Linked DNA regions of Homo sapiens: region 1 is linked to region 2. A link is an interaction called in ENCODE POLR2A ChIA-PET data of the cell type or tissue named here. Cell type or tissue: GM12878. All regions are shown on one strand.

Region 1 (5,000 bases), 50 kb after region 2:
TTTATAGTCATATAGAAATGTGTATGCAGAAATCTTGAAATTGAAGCAACCCTTGAAGTGAGATCCAACTTGACTGTGGTGGAAAAGTAATTCAATAAAGCCAGAATGAGTTGTGATATGGTTCATACAGAGCATTGTTATCTGCTGCTAATCATATGACAGGACACAGTACAGGGCCAGTGGCAAAAGCAGACAAAATTCATATTTAACTTTCCTTTCACATCTCATAAAATTTCCCTTCAATCAATGAAATAAAACATTTATAAGTGCTTTTATTTTTTAAAAAAATACTTCAAATTCTACCAAATAATTCAGAAAAAATATCTGCTTTTATTTTACGAGTGTTTTTTTATTGTCCATGACAATACAGAAATAAATTCCGCAAGTAAGTTTACTCTTTGTTTTCTGTCATTTTTAGGCCTAATATAATTCATGATTGGGGATAAATTATCCATTCAATACTTGATTTAATCCAAAAGCTGAATTTTCAGCTGAATAGTTGGCATGCAAAATAATTGGGGCTACAGCATTTCTAAGCTGATTTCTTTAGTAATTTTAGTGATTCATGTGGATCTTTAGTATTTTGAGACATGGATTCAGTTTAGGATCTATTTTTAAGATTTTATTTAAGCTTCCTGTTTTTGGAGTGTGTTTTCCTTATAGCACAATTATGTTCTTATTTTAGTTCCCACTGGAAAAATTTAAAGTGATGGTTAGTCTTTCCAAGGAAGTATAAATATATATGTAATTGCATTCTGAGGAAACATTTTCTAAGTAGAAGAATTTGGTACTTATTGCTTTCAGGTTTGTGAGGGTCCTGGGCCAATATTGTGGCTATTGTTACTTTTTGTTGTTGTTTTCAAACTAGATTGACTGTGAAGTTCAAAGAAGTAAAAGTAAAGCTTTGATGGAAATTGCATAGTATAATTCTATACTGTTTTATACAGCATTTAAATTATTGCAGTTCATAAAAAAAGATGAAAAATTTCAGAATTTGCTTTGTGAAATAATCTTAAAAACCAAATACGATAAAAATGGGAAAACAAAAATTTTCATAAATATAGCTAGATCATAGACCAAAATTTTCATAAATATAAATCCAAAAAAGGAAGAGAATGCCACAATGTTAGAACTAAAAGCCATTTGAGAGAAAATTACATTCAACTTCAACTTCCAAGTAGCAAATGAGACAAGTGTGGCTCAGTGAAATTAAGTGGCTGGTGGAAAATGATGCAGTCAGTTAACCAACATGATGCATCATCATGAAGAATTAAAAAATTAGCCAGGCACGGTGTCTTGAGTCTGTGATCCTAGTACTTTGGAAGGCCGAGTTGGGCGGATCACTGGAGCTCAGGAGTTCAAGACGAGCCTGGCCACCATGGTGAACCCTGTCTCTAAAAATTAGCTGAGTGTGGTGGTGGGCGCCTGTAGTCCCAACTACTAGGGAGGCCGAGGCAGGAGAATCGCTTGAACCCAGGAGGTGGAGGAGCCGAGATCGTACCACTGTACTCTGGCCTGGGTGATAGAGCAAGACTCTGTCTCAAAAAATAAAAGAATTAAAAAATTAAATATAATGTTATAGAAAATTAATTGCAAAAGAAAATAATTTTATTACAAAGTCAGCTAAAAAAACCCAGCAAACCACTTAAGAAAGCGAGTGATTCTTAAAATGTGGAAAATCGCTGTACTGTATTGCTGCAAATTATCCAGGACTTTAGATCTTGTCCTTTAATTCTCAATTCGTTTCACCACTATGATGTGCAGCCAGATTTTAGTTATTCAGTCAAACTAGGTGTTCTTTGGCCAGTTATTTAACCAAATTGCTACTTATTTTGTTAACCAGTGTTGACCTGATGAATTACATAGGCAGTCTCAGCATATTTTTAAACGAGAGATCTTGAAATAAATGATTTATCTGTATGGATTAAAAAACAAAAGATATCATTATTTTATAACATTTTACAAATTATTGGAGGTTGATATATGTCATATTCCTCAAGCAGTTTGCATAAGATGACAAAAACAATCTCAAAAATTCTATAAAATAGTTGGCTAAGTTTTGAATGAAATTGAATTTTGATGTCATTTTAGACATTACCAAAACCAGAGAATTGTCAAAATGTGAACATAAATATTTGGAGCTTTTAATCTAGGAAGGCTGATATATTTCAAATTTAGAAACATTACATTATTTCTTACAGTTTAAAAAAGCTGGACAGTGACACATCCCTCTTCTTCAGCAATTCAATTATCAGAAAAATGTGAATCAATTGGGAAAAAAGCACTAATTGAAACAATAAAGATATAATTGTAGGAAAATGAATCACACATGACACACAATATATTTAACATTATTCCATCTAATATTTTGGCTAGCTTTCCACAAATGCAGCAATTTAGAGTGTAATTTGAAGATTTGGCCAATTTGGCATATCTCAATCAATTCACAAGGAAATTGAAATATCAGTTTTTGTAACTTAGGGGCAAGTCTTTCAAGCCCTTCCCCGATTGATTCAAATAAAAAATCTTTCCACCACACACGTATGTGAATGTTTTGAAATCCTCTTATTGTCCTTTCTGTACTCATATTTCAGCAGCATTCAAAGTATAACAGCTGGCTGATCATGAGGTTTTTTTTTTCCCTATAGCCATTGGCTGCTATATTTTTCTTTATGTTCTTAATGGCTGTGGATAGCTGCTAGGCTAGCATCTGCTTGAGACACAACTACAGTGAGAAATTCACAACCACAACTCAAGCCTCGGGGTCTTTGTAACTTACAAAATAGCTGGGGCTCAAATTGTTATATGAATCTGAAAAATGAATATCTGTTCACCAGGGAAAGTAGAAGAGAAAGCAGGGAGAGGATATGGAAAACAAATGAGAGTTTAGCAGTCTGTTCATTTTACGTTACTGGACAGAAAATCTTTTTGAAACAGCATAAATATAACATGAATATGGTTGTTTCCGGAGTTTCCAAACTCAGGTAAATTCTCTAGAGAACACGTTGAGCAATTATATTCAATTTCAGGATGTGCTGAAAGTTCTCATTACTTATAGGCTTCTCTGAACAGCAGACCATTAATACTGATTAAAAATTAGTTACATTTACCATAGTTATATAAATTTGCTTTCATGTACAAATCTGCATATAAGATTTTTTTTTACATTTCTGTACTACGTAGTACAAAGGATATAAAGTCTTGGCTTATGATTTTTGCTGTAAATTAATGATATTTGATATTTTATTGGTATTATAGTAATGGATATAATATGCATTTATATGAATAAACTCTATCTTTCTGAAGATTTCTGAAACATAGCAGTTTTATTGTTACTTTGGGGAAATATAAATAATAAGGCTGGCTATAAAATTTTAGCTATTTGAAGTTTTTGATTTTAATTTCTGTGGGCTTGAGCATCTGTCTCTTGTCATGACTAAGTTATATTGCCTGCATTTGCACTAATAATCATTTACTTAAGGATAAGGAATAAAGGTCTGTAGAAAGGTTTAAGCATCACTGAATCCTATTTTATTTGATCAACTTCCATGTGTGATATTTTAGATCACTAAGGTCAGTGGTCAGGAGTTATGTAAGAAAAATGTAAGGAATTAAATTTTCATTTGGTTAATAGTATCTGTAATTCAAATTATTTATATGCAGTAAATTGTAGCTCTAAGATATTAAAAGATCCGAATTAGACCCAGAAGATTACCTGAATAACATTTGGCCAATTAGTAAAATCTTTTTCTAATGACTGAATACACAGTGCTATAAACTAAATATTTGTCTCCCACCCCCAAATTTCTATATGGAAATTCTAACCCTAAATATGACGGTTTAGAAGGAGGGCTTTTGGGAGGTGATTAGATTATGATGGTAAAGCCCTAATAAATGGGATTAGTTCCCTTATTAAAAAGAAGACCTCAAGGCTGAGTGCTGTGGTTCAAGCCTGTAATCTTAGCACTTTGGGTCGCTGAGGTGGGCATACTGCTTAAGCTCAGGAGTTTGATACCAGCCTGGGCAACACGGCAATACTGTGTCTCTACAAAAAATACAAAAATTAGTTGGGTGTGGTGGTACTTGGCTTGTAGTCCCAGCTACTTGAGGGGTCGAGGCAGGAGAAACCCAGGAAGTCAAGGCTACAGTGAGCCAAGGTTGTGCCACTGCACTCTAGCCTGGGTGACAAAGTGACAAAGTGAGACCCTGCCTAAATAAATAAATAAATAAATAAATAAATAAATAAATAAAAGACCCAAGAGAGTTCTCTTGCCCTTTTGCTGCCATGTGAGGACTGTGAGGACACAGGGAAAAGACAACTGTCTATGAGCCAGGCGCTTACCAGACAGCAAACCTATCAGTACCTTGTTCTTGGACTTTACAGCCTTCAGAACTGTAAGAAATAAATGTTTGTGGTTTAAGCCTCCTGTGTATGGTACTTTTGTTATAGCAGCTCAAACAGACAAAGACACATAGATATGTATATTTGTTCATATATACTTGTACATTTAGATACATATATCAATTATATAATATGGGAGTCATATTTCTGAAGTTTCTAGATAGGGTGAATAGAATCCAAACATCCAGATAATTAATGGACATTCCCAAAATAGCAAATATCAAAACAATATATTGAAAAGTAAAATAAATAATTTTATAAAATAATCTTGTAATCAAAAAATAGAAAAATGGAGAAAGACAAAACCTACACACATTAGAAAAAGATTGATAAAAGTGCTTACACAAAATTTAAAAAAAATCTGCAAAGAAAAATAAGAATGACATCTAAAGGCAACTGGCAAAGGTCCATATTCTTTAATATATAAGAAGCTCTTATCTTTCAATAAAAAAGAAGACATGCATAGCTATTTCATTAAAAAATGCAACTATTTTACTAACATAAAAAGATGCTAAGTAAGGCTCACTTGTAATTAAATATTTGCAAATTAAAGCAATAAAATCCATTTGTCATTTTTTTTTTTTTTTCAATGAGCTTA
Region 2 (5,000 bases):
ATCTATTAATCCGAAGTACCCTTCTCACTTCTGTCCTTGTCTTTAAAATCAAATTTATTGATTAAGTTACATGTCCTTGCTCTTTCTACTTCCTCTATTTACTCCTCATAGCTTCCCATCACTGCCCCCAAATATTTTCGTTTCTACCTCCACCAGTCCCCTTCAACTGTTCTCACCAAGGTTAATCATAACCTTCCACTTGTTAAATACAGGGGACATTTCTCATTCATGTTTTATGACGAGTAAACAGAATTTGAAATTGCTGACCTCTACCTCTTTGTCAAAATGGTTTTCTTTTGACTTGAAAGGCACTAGAGGTTCTAGATGTTCTTTCTCTGGCCACTTCTCAGCTTTTCAATGTCTTGTGAATTCCTCTTTTCTGCCTGAAATTCGATGTTGAATATTATTCAAGATCCTTCCATTCTTGGTCCTTTCTTCCCTCTAAAAATTGTCTCCACAACATCTTATTTATTATTACTATTATTTTCCATGGATTAAGACATTTATTTATTTATTTGTTTATTTATTTATTTTTGAGACACAGTCTCATTCTGTCACCCAGGCTGACACGATCTTGGCTCACTGCAATCTCTGCCTCCCAGGTTCAAATGAATCTCCTGCCTCAGTCTACCAAGTAGCTGGGATGGCAGGCACGCACCACCATGCCTGGCTAATTTTTGTATTTTTAGTAGAGACAGGGTTTCATCATGTTGGCCAGTCTGGTCTTGAACTCCTGGCCTCAAGTGATCCACCCGCCTCAGCCTCCCAAAGTGCTGGGATTACAGGCATGAGCCACTGTGCCTGGCCAAGACTCTTGGTTTAAAGTAATGGAAATCAAACTGAACCTGATTAAACAAAATAAGGAATTTTTTTGGTTGAGATAGAAGAGTGCCTCATGGACTCTAAGACCTTCAATGTGTCTAGGTGTTAGGAATGAATCTAACCTGAAACTGAAGCACTGTAGATAACCCAGGACATCTTTTCTATCTGTTCTTACCTCTGTTGTGTTTCTCCTCATGCCAGCATCATCCTTTCACTCCTGCTTTAGACTGGCTTTCTCTGTTTCTTTCTCGACATGATGGCAAATGGCTGCTGAAACAACTTCCCAAATTTACATCTTTTATGTTGAACAAGCAACCTGTTTGAAGCTAGTCTATTCTAGTCCAAACTCTAAATTCATTAGTTTAATGTGGGCAATGCACTGACTCCTCATCCAGTGAACTGTGGCCTGGAAGGGACATGTCACATTGTGTGAACATGGCTTTTCTCTCTATTATAACACGGATGGGTCAGGCAAAGGAAGTCCTGGTGGGATGGCATAAAAACCCAATGATGCTGACAGTAAAGCCTATACCTTCAATTTTTACTTATAAGCGAATGATTGTCAAGTTAGTTTCTCAAAGTGTACATCCACTCAAATGTCCCACAGGTATTTCAAAGTCAACACATCGGTGTTTAATTTATCACCTCTTCCTCACTCTGTTGGCCTAAAAATCTACATATTGGTTCTTTACTATTTTTAGAGTCTTCACTGGCCTCCCTCTAGAAGAAGTCCCTTCTCACACCTGGTAATTAGTCATCTGCTGCCGCCTATTGTTTCAGGCTAGGAGGGCTAGTGAGACATGCAGTCTCTTCTCTTCACATGGTGAGGGCATCCTCGAGTTCCCTCTCTTCTGCCATCTCAGTGCTACTTCAATTCTTTCTGGCACTGTAGGTGTTCTAGCCTCAGTTGTGTCCTTTATCCAATGATGGACCTAGGAGGCCCGCTTGGCAGCTTGCTTCAGCTACAGCTTCACATCATTCCACATACTGTGGCACACAGCAGGCCTGCTGTCTGTCTCTCAATGTTCTTGACACACGTTCTTGAAAAAGTATTCTAATTTTTAGAGCCACAATTCCCCCATCCATTAAATGAGCATGTCCTTTTTACCTATAACAACAAATCTGTTACACTAATTGTTTTCCTTTTTTTTTTTTACATAAAAATACTACATACAAAGTCAGATCCTATTGCTAAGAAGCTTCACAAATGTATTATATTAAGCTTCTTTGGACATCCCTCTTAAGATGTGACACTGAGTGATTGTATGATTTAACTACTCAACACTTCAACTGAAAACTATGCTATGGGTTAGATTAACAGAAGCCTAAAGCCAAGTGGAGAATAAAGAAATGTCTTGACTGAAATCTGCAAAGAGCATTTGAATTAGACCCTACATGTACTACAAATCCTCATGGCTTCTCTTCATAGAATGAAACAACAACCAAGAATTCAATTGGCAAGGCCACCTGCCTCATTGAAGCTCATGGAGAAGGTGGGATAGAATGGTTCCCCCGTTTCAGAAATACTTGATATTCATGCTCACGTTCCCAGTTAGAGAAGCCCTATGCTGCACAGTGACCTTATGGTTGCCAGAGCTGTTTCTCTGTCTCACTGGTATGAGAGAAAAGAATAGAATAGTGAAAAAAGTGAGGCAGTTTCAGGATTCACAGTGGTTACAGGATGCCCTGAAATAGCACTGTTCAAAGTGACTTAAACTGGGGTCCTTGTAGCAGCAGAAGCATTAGCTCTGAGCTTTTTAGAAATGCAAACTGACAGGCTCAGAAATGTGTATTTTCACAAGGGCTCTAGGCATATTCTCTGAATGCTTAAGTTTGAGAAGCACTGTTCTGCAAGATCAAGACCTGTCCAGTAGTTCACAGAGGTTTCCATAAGCCCTGAATCTGAGGGGAAAAAAAATCCACAGAGGTTTTTGCTGCTTTCAAGATGCCACTTCTATGCTTATAGTTTCGTGTGCCCTTGGAGCTAACATTTGCTATTCTAAACTGCTACAGAAGCCAAACAGCTGTTCTCATACCTAGAATATCTTCTTAATATCTGAGGAAGGCTTTTACATGCTTAAAAAAGTATGTTATCCACTGTGCTATTAGGTCCAATGTGATGACTATTAATCAAGATTGCAGCTAAGACAGTTAATACCTTCTTGACATGTGAATGATCTCATTTCACTTCATCACTTATTTCTTTTAGGAAGGAGAGAGATTCCATACAGAATAGTTTCTGATTGAATGGCTTCTGTCTTATATGGTTTGGGATATTTTTAAGAATATAATTTTGGCAGCACGTTTAACCTTTTTGAGCTATCTGATATTCCCAAGAGGGAAAATTCTTGCAATGTCAAGAGATCACATGGTTTTTGTTTGATACTAGTTGGAGTTATGCAACACCTCTTTATTCTTGTTAATAATAAGTGCAGATTTTCATAGGACAGAAACAGCTATTTCAGGATATGTACTTACAACAGGAAAGGACATTTTACACATTGCATTTGCCCACAGTACTGTAAAGAATTCTGAAATGCATTATTCACATCAGATTCACACACACACACACACACACACACACAGAGAGAGTAATGGGATAGAAGGAAATAATGTATTTATCTGTAATAGATCTAAATCTCTACAAAGAAACACAAACAACTGTACAACCTGAAAAAGTATAGTCACTAGGCTTATTGGGGAAGTTGAGTGTGGAGTCTTACATGGTGTAGTCTCTGGAATTAGACTATCTGAGTTTGAGGCTCAGCTCTACCACTTATTATCTCTTGAGTCTTTGGGTAGTTTTGTTGGAGGCTCAGCTCTACCACTTACTATCTCTTGAGTCTTTGGGTAGTTTTTTTTTTTTTTTTTTTAACCTTCTGTGCTCAGCTTCTGCATTGGTAAAATGAGGGTCGCAATAAAACTTCGAAAGTCAACGTGAGGATTAAATCAGTTAATGCATGCAGAACTACTAAAATAGTACCTGATATTTGTTAAGCATGCATTTAAATTAAAAAAAAATTTTTTTTGTTTGTTTTTTTAACTATTCCAGTTGGAGAAGGAAGCAGGAATTAAGTATTTGCAAATGACCTTCAGAATTTTTAATCTTTTGTGACGAGAGAAGACATGTATTTCTCTTTACCACGCCCACACAGTTTGAGACCTCTTTAGTTGGGGGCTACAGCTTAAAAAAAGGAATTCCCTTGGGGGCAGACATGCTGTGCGCGCTGGGGGGAGAGGAGGAAGCAAATGTGGGACTAGTTTCAGGCTTTTAATCTCAATGTGTTTTGGCCTCTTGGCTTGTTTCCTTCTCTCCATTCTCAATAATTCTCATTGCTTTGGATAGGATAAAGGAGCACTATTTTTTTTGAGTGTGTGTGATTTTTTAAAAATAATTTACTTCATTACTTTTAATAGACTGCCGAGGTATTTAGTTTTTGACTGACAGAAAATATAATGATATATCAGATTCAAGCAGTCCCTCAAACATCATTCTTCACAGTTAAATTCTATATACATTTAAGAAAAAGAGGACATTCAAAAATGAAACTTTCTGGAAGATATCTTACAGATTTGTATCTGTCTATAAAGTTCAAAAGAATCTTTCTAGCACACTAAATCACAATGTATTTCTTGAATAGAGAGGACTGAAATACAGGGTTATTCACTCATTTTCTTACTGCTAAGCACACATTTACAAGTTAGAGAAGAAATATGCAGAGTTAAGAAAAAGACAGATTTGAATACTTTATAAAAAGGACAAAACCCCAACATACATAAAAAAAGTTTGACACTGAGTTTCTTCTGAAAAGAGCTTATTTTATTAAATTTCAAGAAAAGTAAGCCTATTCTAATGAGTAACAGATTTATAATCTTTTAAACAATAACTCTTTCCCAATGAAAAATATCTATAAATTTAGGAAACATATTATAAATTAGTTATGGTATTTAGACCAATAAATAGCATAAAATTTTATACACTTTATGGCTTCTTTTATATAATTTTCAAATTTGACAATCTTCCCACAGTATACTTTTTTCCTGAATATTTAAAATATCACTCCTCAAATAATAATCTATTTTATGCTATCTTATTTAGTTTTGTAGTTCAAATAATGATGAATAGACTTTTCTAAATAGGAAATAAAATGTGGGCAAATGAAGATAGTCACTAGCAG

Evidence for each region. Peaks named below come from ENCODE experiments on the same cell type or tissue, not always from the same donor. Only the 100,000 strongest peaks of a DNase experiment are listed, where the experiment ranks them.
Region 1: POLR2A ChIA-PET joins it to region 2 with 5 read pairs; 3 of 35 experiments call an interaction of 5 or more read pairs at or near these places.

The regions. Positions count from the first base shown.
Region 1 is chr6:63,216,747-63,221,746 of GRCh38, reverse strand. No RefSeq gene overlaps it. Among named protein-coding and RNA genes, the nearest start is that of FKBP1C, 7.8 kb to the right of the region's middle. In GM12878, no CTCF peak of the experiment used is centred here; no DNase peak of the experiment used is centred here.
Region 2 is chr6:63,266,264-63,271,263 of GRCh38, reverse strand. No RefSeq gene overlaps it. Among named protein-coding and RNA genes, the nearest start is that of LGSN, 51 kb to the left of the region's middle. RefSeq lists a silencer at 1,514-1,563. In GM12878, a CTCF peak has its summit at 1,615; a DNase peak (open chromatin) is centred at 2,563.